Linked DNA regions of Homo sapiens: region 2 is linked to region 1. A link is an interaction called in ENCODE POLR2A ChIA-PET data of the cell type or tissue named here. Cell type or tissue: PC-9. All regions are shown on one strand. Links, peaks and the distances in the headings refer to the core of each region. The heading gives the core; the rest is flanking DNA.

The links. ChIA-PET counts read pairs that join two places held together with the same protein. Peaks named below come from ENCODE experiments on the same cell type or tissue, not always from the same donor. Only the 100,000 strongest peaks of a DNase experiment are listed, where the experiment ranks them.
Region 2: POLR2A ChIA-PET joins it to region 1 with 5 read pairs; 23 of 35 experiments call an interaction of 5 or more read pairs at or near these places.

What each region holds. Positions count from the first base shown.
Region 1 is chr18:12,887,830-12,893,206 of GRCh38, forward strand. No RefSeq gene overlaps it. Among named protein-coding and RNA genes, the nearest start is that of PTPN2, 6.3 kb to the left of the region's middle. In PC-9, for the core only: CTCF peaks have their summits at 2,858 and 3,057; DNase peaks (open chromatin) are centred at 2,332, 2,832 and 3,912; H3K4me3 peaks cover 432 bases; H3K27ac peaks cover 3,634 bases.
Region 2 is chr18:12,749,644-12,755,020 of GRCh38, forward strand. No RefSeq gene overlaps it. Among named protein-coding and RNA genes, the nearest start is that of LINC01882, 2.9 kb to the left of the region's middle. RefSeq lists an enhancer at 717-836. In PC-9, for the core only: no CTCF peak of the experiment used is centred there; no DNase peak of the experiment used is centred there.

The DNA of each region.
Region 1 (5,377 bases), core at 97-5,096:
GGTGCAGTGGCTCACACCTGTAATCCGAGCACTTTGGGAAGTCAAAGTGGGAGGATCACTTGAGGCCAGTAGTTGGAGACCAGCCTGGGTAACATAGTGAGACTCCATCTCTAAAAATAAAAAAATTAGAAAAAAAAATTGAATTTAGAGATGTCTTTGAAAACAAAGTCAATATAAGAAAAAGCAGTTGTATTTTTTTTTTTTTTTTTGATGGAGTCACTCTGTCGCCCAGGCTGGAGTGCAGCGGTGCAATCTCAGCTCATTGCAACCTCTGCCTCCTGGGTTCACGCCATTCTCCCGCCTCAGCCTCCCAAGTAGTTGGGAATACAGGTGCCCGCCACCACGCCTGGCTAATTTTTTAGTAGAGATGGGGTTTCACCGTGTTAGCCAGTATAGTCTTGATCTCCTGACCTCGTGATCCGCCCACCTTGGCCTCCCAAAGTGCTGGGATTACAGGTGTGAGCCACTGCGCCCGGCAGAAAAAGCAGTTGTATTTCTACATAGCAACAGCAACTAGAAAATTTTTAAACATTGGAATATAAACTATTCCGAAAAATTCTTAACAAAAGATTAGCAAAACCTCTAGTCTGAAAACCACAACATATCACTCAGAGGAATGAAAGAAGAGCTAAATAAATGGAAGGATATACGATGTAATGTCTTGGAAACTTTAGTATTGTAAAGTTGCCAGTGCTTCTCAAAGTCATGTATGAATTCAGTGCAATCTCAATCAAAATCTCACCATATTTTTGTAGTGGAAATTGACAAGCTGATGCTACCATTTACAAATAAAAATGCAAGGGGCCAAGAATAGCCAAAATAATCTTAAGGAAGAAGAAAATGGAAGTTTTACCTCACCAGATAATAAGATTTACTCTAAAGCTACGATAATTAAAACAGCGTGTTCTTAGTGTGAAGATAGACAAATAGAAGAATGGAACAGAATAGAGTCTAAAGAAGAACTCAAGGGCCAAAAGTAGCCAAGAAGAACAGATCTGGAAGACATTATCCCTCCAGATATCAAGATCTCTTATAAAGATATGTGGTATCGACGCAAGGAAAGGCAAGCTGACCAAGGCAAGCTGACCAGTGGAACTAAACAAAGTCCAGAAACAGGTTCACACATATAGTCATCCGGTGTGTATCTTTGTGTGTGTGTATTTCACAAAGGCTTAAAGTAATGTGTCTTCAATAAATGGTGCTACATCCAAAAGAGCATAACTATATGTTTCCATTTTATATGAAGTTCAAAAATAGACAACAGAATAGTGATTACCTCTGGAGGCAGCTGGGGGCTGCCTCTGGTAGGGTGGGGGTGTTGCCTGGGAAGAAGCATGAGAGAATCTTCAGGGGTCCTGGAAATATTCCATATCTTGATTTGGTTGGTGGTACACTGTTGTGTATAATATACACGTATTTGTACATGTGTGTATAAAATGTCATTGAGCTCCACATTTAAGATTTTTTGGACTTTATTATATGTATGCTAACCTCAATAAAACTAAAAAATTCCTCACTCGAGTGAAAACTTTTTTAATTTAAATAAAAATAAACGGTATTTCATTTAGAAATGGAAACCAGGCACATTATCTTACACAGTATTTCATAAACTACCATCACCTAGTGAATATAGCAAAAGACTGTATATGGCTTCAAAGCCACATAATGCACCTAAATTCTCTAAAATTGCCAGCAATTACAAAGTGATAGATATGAGCCACATAGGATCAAGATGGGGATTCACTCATTCCATATTTTGGAGCCACAAAGTATATCTGCTGCCTAGGTTTGGACCAAATGCAATTAATGTATCAAACAAAAAATCCTAATATTTATTCAGCTTCATCCACAGCCTCCAAAAATGGTTTTAGTAAAAGACCAAATAAATTACGGTTTTTAAAAAAACTTTCGGGGCTGGGCGCGGTGGCTCACGCCTGTAATCCCAGCACTTTGGGAGGCCGAGACGGGCGGATCACGAGGTCAGGAGATCGAGACCATCCTGGCTAACACGGTGAAACCCCGTCTCTACTAAAAATACAAAAAATTAGCCGGGCGTGGTGGTGGGCGCCTGTAGTCCCAGCTACTGGGGAGGCTGAGGCAGGAGAATGGCGTGAACCCAGGAGGCGGAGCTCGCAGTGAGCCGAGATGGCGCCACTGCACTCCAGCCTGGGCGAAAGAGCGAGACTCCGTCTCAAAAAAAAAAAAAAAAAAAAAAATTTCAGGCTCTGTGTGGTGGCTCACACCTATAATTGCAGCACTCTGTGGGACCAAGGTGAGTGAGTCAGCCTGGCCGACATGATGAAACCTAGTCTCTACTAAAAATATAAAAATAAGCTGGGCGTAGTCACGCGTGCCTATAATCCCAGTGACTCAGGAGACTGAGGCAGGAGAATCGCTCAAACCTGAGAGGCAGAGGTTGCCGTGAGCCAAGATTGCGCCACTGCACTCCAGCCTGGGCAACACAGTAAGATTCCGTCTCAAAAAAAAAGCTGGGTGTGGTGGCACATGCCTGTAATCTCAGCTACTCAGGAGGCTAGGCAAGACAATTGCTTGAGCCTGGGAGGCAGAGGTTGCAGTGAACCAAGACGGCGCCTGTTGCACTCCACCCTGGGTGACAGAGTGAGACTCTGTCTCAAAAAAAAAAAAAACTTCCAAAAATAACTACCTAACCCAACTACACAGAATATGTGGTAGGCCTTCCAATGAACTATCATAGTCCCTAAATATGTCAGTTATCAATTTATTGACATTAAGCTCAAGGCTTCCTTTTTCACCTTCTCTATGAGAATGGATCTGGGCCCTTTAAATATTTTTCCTTTGCCAGCTGACACAGTGTTAAGCTTTGTCAGTAGGGGGAGTGGAGAGACACTTAAGGAGAAAGGGCTTGCTGGGAACCGCACAGGGGAACTGTGCTTGCTGGGCTGACTCCAGTGACCAGCAGCCTCCCCCAGCACCTTGCTCCTGGGGGTGCGTCTGTAGCAGAGTACCTCCCGTGAGACATCTCCCCGTGAGCAACTTTCCCATACACCCAGAGGGCAATAGAGTAGATTGAATGGGGGCCTCTCAAAAATGTGTCTGCCTGGAACCTGTGAATGTGACCTTCTATGAAAAAAGGGTATTTGCAGATTGAGCTACAAATCCTAAGATCAGATCATCTTGGATTATCAGGGTGAGCCCTAAATCCAATGACAACTGTCCTTCTAGGAGAAGGGCAGGGAGAGATTTGAGACAGGAAAGGGCCATATGAAGATGGAGGCAGAGGTTAGTCACTCAGCTACGGGGAACACCTGGAGCACCCAGAAGCTGGAAGAGGCAATGAAGGCTCCTCCCTGAACCCTTCCAAGGGAGCAGAGCCCTGCAGACACCTTGGTTTTGGACTTCTGGCCTCTAGAACTAAGTGAGGATAAATGGTGTTGTCTTAAGCCACCAAGTCCATGGTCATTTGATATGGCAGCCAGCTGTACAAGGTTTCCAGCTAGTTCCACAAATGCACCCCCACAGGGAGGGCTCTCCATGCAGCGGGCTAGAGGCACGCCTTCTCTAAGAAGATCTGGGACTCCTTAGAGTTTCATCCCTCAGCTTCTCAATGAAAAAAAATCCTTAAGCTTCTCAATGAAAAAACTTTTGAATGGAAGTACCTTAAAATTAAGGATTTCTGTTCATCAAATGACAGCATTAAGGAAAAGGGTGAACTGCAGAGTAGACGTTTTGCAGTGAATACTTCCCCAAAAGACTCAGGCCCAAAATAAAGAACGCCTACAAGTCAGTATGAGAAAGATAGCTTAATAGGAAAACGGGCAAGAGATTTTTGAGTAGGCATTTTGTGAAGAGGATATCCAAATGGCCAGTAAGCATATGAACCTTACCCTCATTAGTCACTAGAGAATGCCAGTTACTCCTATAATGAGATAATACCTCACCCCACCAGAGTGGCAGGAACTGGAAGCAGCTATAGGTCTTACACCTGCGGGGTGAATGAATGTTGACTGGGGGAGTGAGGAGTGTAACCGGGCCCTTTGAGATTTCAGCACCCCGCATTTTTAGTGGCTGAAACCATGAACATTCTGATCAGGCCCTTGCCTGCTTGCACATGTTAACTGCCCGCTTTCTGCCAATATCCCTTGCTCCCTCAATATAATGATAAACTGCTGATGTGCTGTTTCTTCACCAAGAGGAGAAGATAACTTCAAGGTCACAAAACATTTTTGCAGAGGGAATGGATGCTGTTAAGGATGTCATGACCGGCTGTTGATGCCCAGAAGTCTGGTTGTTCAAGGCACTATCTGAGACTGAAGAAACACAGACTTTCCCATCGGTTCCCTGAAACTCCCCCTCCCTTTTGTCTAGCTGCACAAAAACTCCCTGCTTCACCTTTTTGTTAAGACAGATTTGAGAGATCTTGCCCTCCTGCCCTCTTGCCTTGGTCAAATTGAATAAACCTTTCTCTATCTCCAAGCACCAGTGTCTCAGTGTTTGGCCCCAGCTGCTCATGGGGTACACAGGTCTGAGTTTGGGGTTCTACAATAGAAGTACAGTCCTAGCAAATCAAGCTGCATTGAACCATTCCAGAGGACAAAGGGTGGCATAAAAATCTGTTGGAAGAGAAGTTACCAGAGAGTGACAGATATATACTTTACCACGTTGTTAAGATAAATATCACAATTTTGCCTTGATTAGTCTTGGAAGAAAGAATAAATAATGGATAAAGGAAGATGAAAACTAGGTGACTTTGATCAGTATTCTAAAAATGATTCATGTGTCTTTTGTTGTTGTTTTAGAGACAGGATCTCATTCTGTCTCCCAGGCTGGGGTACAATGGTGCGATCATAGCTTACTGCAGACTCCAACTCTTGGGCTCAAGAGAGCCTCCCATCTCAGCCTCCAGAGCTGGGACTACAGGCATGTACCACGCCCGGCTAATTTTTAAATTTCTTTTGTAGAGATGGAGTCTCACTATGTTGCCCAGGCCAGTCTCAAATTCCTGGCTTCAAGTGATCCTCCTGCCTTGGCCTCCCAAAGCATTGGGATTACAGGTATGCGCCACCATGCCAGTCCCTAAAATGATTAGTTCTTGAGTACTTTGTTAGAACCATATTCCTTTGTATGTGTTAGATGGTTCTCAAGTCTCCTTAATTCTTGAAATCTAGAGCTTTTTATTTATTTTGATAATTTTGAGTCTGCATCCATCAGTGTCCCAGAGGATGTACAGTTGTGAAACCGTTGGCACACTAAGAAAGGTAATTAAAGAGAGTTTAAGGACAGAATGATTTACAGAGTTGTGGACAAGATTAGAAGAAATCTAAACACTCAGGGCTAAACACTCAGGGTTAACAACTGTGTGGAAATTCTACCAATCCATGGGTCTGAAGGTGCAGGG
Region 2 (5,377 bases), core at 278-5,277, 140 kb before region 1:
AAATTAATGCTTATTTTGTCATTCTATCTACCAGACATCAGTTTTTTGTTTTTTGGTTTTTGGGGTTTTTGTTTTTGTTTTTTTGAGACAGAGTTGCGCTCTGTCACCTAGACTGGAGTGCATTGGTGTTATCTCGGCTCACTACAGCCTCCACCTCCCGGGTTCAGGTGATTGTCCTGCCTCGGCCTCCCAAGTAGCTGGGATTACAGGCGCCCACTATCACGTCTGGCTAATTTTTTGTATTTTCAGTAGAGATAGGGTTTCGCCATGTTGGCCAGGCTGGTCTCGAACTCCTGGCCTCAAGTGATCCACCTGTCTCGGCCTCCCAAAGTGCTGGGATTACAGGTGTGAGACACCGCGCCCAGCCTCACTCAAATCTCTATCATGATAAACAGCATCGCTGGCTGTCAGACAAGCTCGTGACTTTGCACAGCCATCCCAAGGCCGTGGCAAGGACTCGGAATGTGGTGAAGACAGTGGAGATCCAGAGAAGCTCTTCTTTTCCAAGAGGCAGTGAATGTGAACAGACATGTTTAAGAACCTTTCCCCCGGGGGTTGCTTTTTCAGTGACTGCACCCTCAAATGCCACAGAGAAGAAACCGCAAAAGGCACAGGTGTCTTGGCAGAGTCAACAGCCTGCTCTGGGAACCCGGGGGTTTGCTCGAGGGAGGGCAGCCACAGGGGCCATCTGTTGTGAACGCTACTCACTTGAAACTGCTCTGAACTTGAACACAAAAGCTGAATACAACCAAAGCACCAACCGACAAGGCTGTTTAAAAAAAAAAAAGTTAAAAATGATCATTTGGAAGCCTGCTGGAGCCAAGAGGACAAAGAATGAGGTCAGATGCCAAGGTCAACAGAGCAGTGCCGCCATCATTCCGATACCCTGAGTCAGGCACAGCTGAAGCTTCTGCAGACGACACATGAAATCCTTGAGACTTTGTCAGTTTAACCCACATTCAAGGCCATGCCCAAGCGAAATCGTGAAGAGACAAAGTCGCCCTTGGTGGCTGCAGTGTCCACATCTGCCTGTCATACTCTGGTTCCCTGAAACCTTCCATCTTCTTTACCTTCTAAGTCTCAGGAAAACACGTGATACCAACAGTGGATGTAAATAGAGTTATGGCTTAGTTCAGGAGAATCTGGAGCTGGGAATTGGGAGTAAAACACGAAACCTTAGGCTTGGGAGCTCAGGGAAAGGTCTCACGATAAAGGACTTAGACTTGGCACCAGGTGGAGGAGGTGTCACGTGAGGCATGGGACAGAGACCTGGGCCCCTAAGGCTGCTCCCAGGGATTCTCCCTCTGTCTCCACTTGGGTCCTTCATCCTCCTTCCCAGCCAGTGCTGGCCTTGGGCCTCCCACCTCGGCGGTGCTTCTTGCTGCCTGCACTGGTAGGTGGGTGGAGAAGAGAATGAGAGCCCACACTCACCCAGATGTGCCAGTGCCATGTGTGCCTGATTAGGACAAATAACTGAAAATGGTTCGCCAACCTTGCAGCAGCTTGCGCTGGAAGAAGCAAAGCCCAGGACGGCGCCCTTGCTCTGCCCTGAGAGAATGTGCTTGGCCCACCACTCAGGAGCATGTGGACAAGGCTGTGTCCCCGGAGCGCAGACCGGGATTCACCCGCACTGCTCCAGCACCAGCAGCCAGAGACCACCAGCAAGTGCACACAGAGGGGTCTTCAGCCTGGGGGTGAATACACGCAACATGCATGGGTGAAGCATGGCTGACTCCAAACTCCAGAAGCTACCATCACACTTCTGTGTGCTGCACTGTAACTGTGTGCCTGTGTGTGTGCATGCGTGCACACGTGTGTACGTATAGTATAGCATGGTATAGTATTGTATATAGTCAGTTAACTCCTTGGTTGCAAATGACAGTTGATGTCCAAATGACTTAAGATAACACACAAAAAATTGACCAATAACACTACAGGGATGCAATTTAGCTTCAGACACAACTGGATCGGGGGGCTCTAATGATGTCCTCAGGACCTGGACCCTCTCCAGTGGTTAGTGCTCCCCTCATTGGGACTGGACACAGTTCCGGGCTGTCTCCACTGGGCGGATCCCAGCAACACCAGGCTGACACCTTCCCAGCCTCACATCTGGGGCAAATGCTCCCCTTCTCCAAGGTACCTGAAAAAACTCGGGAACTCAGGCAATATCCTAAACTAACAACCACATCTGGAATTGGTCACATAATGCACCTGACAGACGGGGATCAGAGGACACCAGCTCACCCAAAATGCATATGCTGGGGGTGTATGAGGAGAATAAAGAACTGTACCAGGAAGCTGCAGCTATGATGCCAGGAAGGCAGAAACACTGGAGGCCCGCCATGAAGGCCCAGCTCTACATGCTGCCAAGAGAGGTTCTGCTTTTAATATCTGCTTCCAGTTGAAGGCATCCCATCTCTCCTAGGACTGCTCCTTCCTGCTGGCTGACATGAGGATGCATGTGACACTGGCCATCTGGTGACCTCAGCAGGCTTGGGCCTCAGGGTGCGTCCAGGCTGCTGAGGATGGAGTTGGAGACAGAGCAAATCGAGGTCCCCGTGTCAGCCCTGGGGCTGGGTTATACTCACCTTGGAGCCTGCCCTACTTCTGGAGTCTTTCTTATGATTTAACTAGATTTATATCAAGTTGTCTGTGACTCACAACCAAGAGCATCCTAACTGATACATCTATCATCAGAAAGGCAAGGGAAAAAAACACGTTACTTTTTAAAACTGTATTTTTTTTTTTTTTTTTTTTTGAGATGGAATCTCACTCTATCACCCAGGCTGGAGTGCAGTGGCGCGATCTCGGCTCACTGCAAGCTCCGCCTCCCGGGTTCACGCCATTCTCCTGCCTCAGCCTCCCGAGTAGCTGGGACTACACGCGCCTGCCACCACACCTGGCTAATTTTTTGTATTTTTAGTAGAGACGGAGTTTCACTGTTAGCCAGGATGGTCTTGATCTCCTGACCTCGTGATCTGCCCACCTCGGCCTCCCAAAGTGTTGGGATTACAGGCATAAGCCACTGCACCTGGCCATCATTTTTAAATGATAAATTTTTCTGAGCCTGAATATCTAGCTGTGTCTCCAACATGACCATTTGTTTCAGGGTACTCTGCAAGTTGTCCTGATTTTTCTCAGCTCATTAATGTAAATATTTAGAGCAATCTTGAGCTCTGAAAATAAAATAACTCAGTCATAACTTAAAAGCCATGTGTTTACAATGGAGAGATCAGCTCCCGTGGCCCTACATGAGTGCTTTAACGTTGTCAATCTTGGACAACCAGGAATAATGTGCATTGAATAGAATGCCATGGGCAGTTGACAGCATCACTCCTGAAGACTGGCCATACGGGGTTAACCTGAGTCTAAGAAAGATTTTAGATCTAAATTCTAACATGTGGGAAACACAGGGGATGGAGGAGTTAACATCACAAGGAAACAATCAGATACATCTCAAAGGTGGAACATTTTATAGGACAATAAGTGTACTAAGCCAGCTCGGGCTGTTGTAGAAAGATGCCACAGACTGGGCGGCTCACACAGTCTCACAGCCCTGGAGCCTGGAAGCCTAAGACAGAGCTGCCATCAGGGCTGGTTTCTGATGAGGCCTCTGTTTCAGGCTTGCAGATGGCTGCCCTCTTGCTATGTCCTCAGTGTGTGCAAGTGGGAGAAGTTTGGGGACTAGGTCTGATGTCCCTTTTCTTCTTTTCTTTTCTTTTCTTTTTTTTTTTTAATTTGAATGAAATTTTTAGGGCCAGGCACAGTGGCTCGTACCTGTAATTCCAGCACTTTGGGAGGCTGAGGTGAGAGGATCACTTGAGCCGAGGAGTTTGAGACCAGCCTGGACAACATGGCGAGACCCCATCTCTACAAAAAGTTTAAAAATTAGTGGGGCATGGTGGCACACACAAGTGGTCCTAGGTACCCAGAAGGCTGAGGTGGGAGGATCGCCTGAGCTCAAGAGGTGGAGGGTGCAGTGAGCTGTTTGAACGGCTGCACTCCAGGCTGTGTGACAAAGTAAGACCCTGTGTCTAAAAAATAATAATTATATATATTACTATAAATATAACACTATATATATATATATATATTTTTTTTTTTTTTTTTTTTTTTTTTAGAGACAAGGTCTCACCCAGGCTGGAGTGCAGTGGCACAATCATAGCTGACTGTAACCTTGAAATCCTGGGCTCAAGCAATCCTCCTATCTGAGCCTCCCAAAGTGCTGGGATTACAGGCATGAGCCACCTCACCCAGCCTCTTTCTCTTCTTCTAAGATCACCAGATCCATGGGACCAGGGCCCACCCTTATGACCCCATTGAACCTTAACCTTAATTACCTCCTGTATTTGTCAGGGTTCTCTTAAAGGGACAGAACTAATAGAATATATATGAGTTTATTAAGTATTAACTTTATTAACTTACACGATCACAAAGTCCCACAATAGGCTGTCTGCTAGCTGAGGAGCAAGGAGAGCCAGTCCGAGTCCCAAACCTGAAGAACTTGGAGTCCGATGTTCAAGGGCAGGAAGCATCCAGCATGGGACAAAGACGTAGGCTGGGAGGCTAGGCCCATCTCTCTTTTTCATATTTTTCTGCCTGCTTTATATTCACTGGAAGCTGATTAGATTGTGCCCACCAAATTAAGGGTGGATCTGCCTTCCCCACCCACTGACTCAAATGTTAATCTCTTTTGGCAACACCCTCACAGACACACCCAGGATTAATACTTTGTATCCTTCAATCCAATCAGGTTGACAGTATTAACCATCACAAGTCTACCCCTTGTCAACTTGAACCCATACACAACTCCTGAGATCATACATAATCTTCAAATAAGGACAACAATAAGGTCATAATTACGCCTAACATAATACAACTATCCTTCGTACAACTGGAAATGCACCAATCCCCAACCCCAATACTATTACATAAAGTTAACAGTACTTAAATGCTAACATGAAGTCAATAAATCTTATGTCACATGATAAAGGAGAAAGGAAATAAAATGAAGTTATTTTCTTAGCACAAGTGTATGCATGCACAAACATGTTTTTAACGAAAGAAGGAGGAAATACTCATAACAATTACAGTCCTCGCTTCTGCAGCGGGTCACGTGGTCATGGCTGGTATTGATAACTACCTTCTTCTACTACCCGTTCTGTATTCCCTTTGCCTTCAGCAAGCACCTCAGCAGGTTGTGGCTATTTTCCTGGTGGAATGACCCAAACCTTCATTCCTGAAGGGTCTGGGTTATTTGTAATCCTGCCTGGATTGGGCTGTTGTAGTTTCCCATTGACCTTAATCACAGGGCATGGTAATACTAAGAGACGCCCTAATGGATCTCCTATATTCCATGCATACTCTTCCTTTCCTC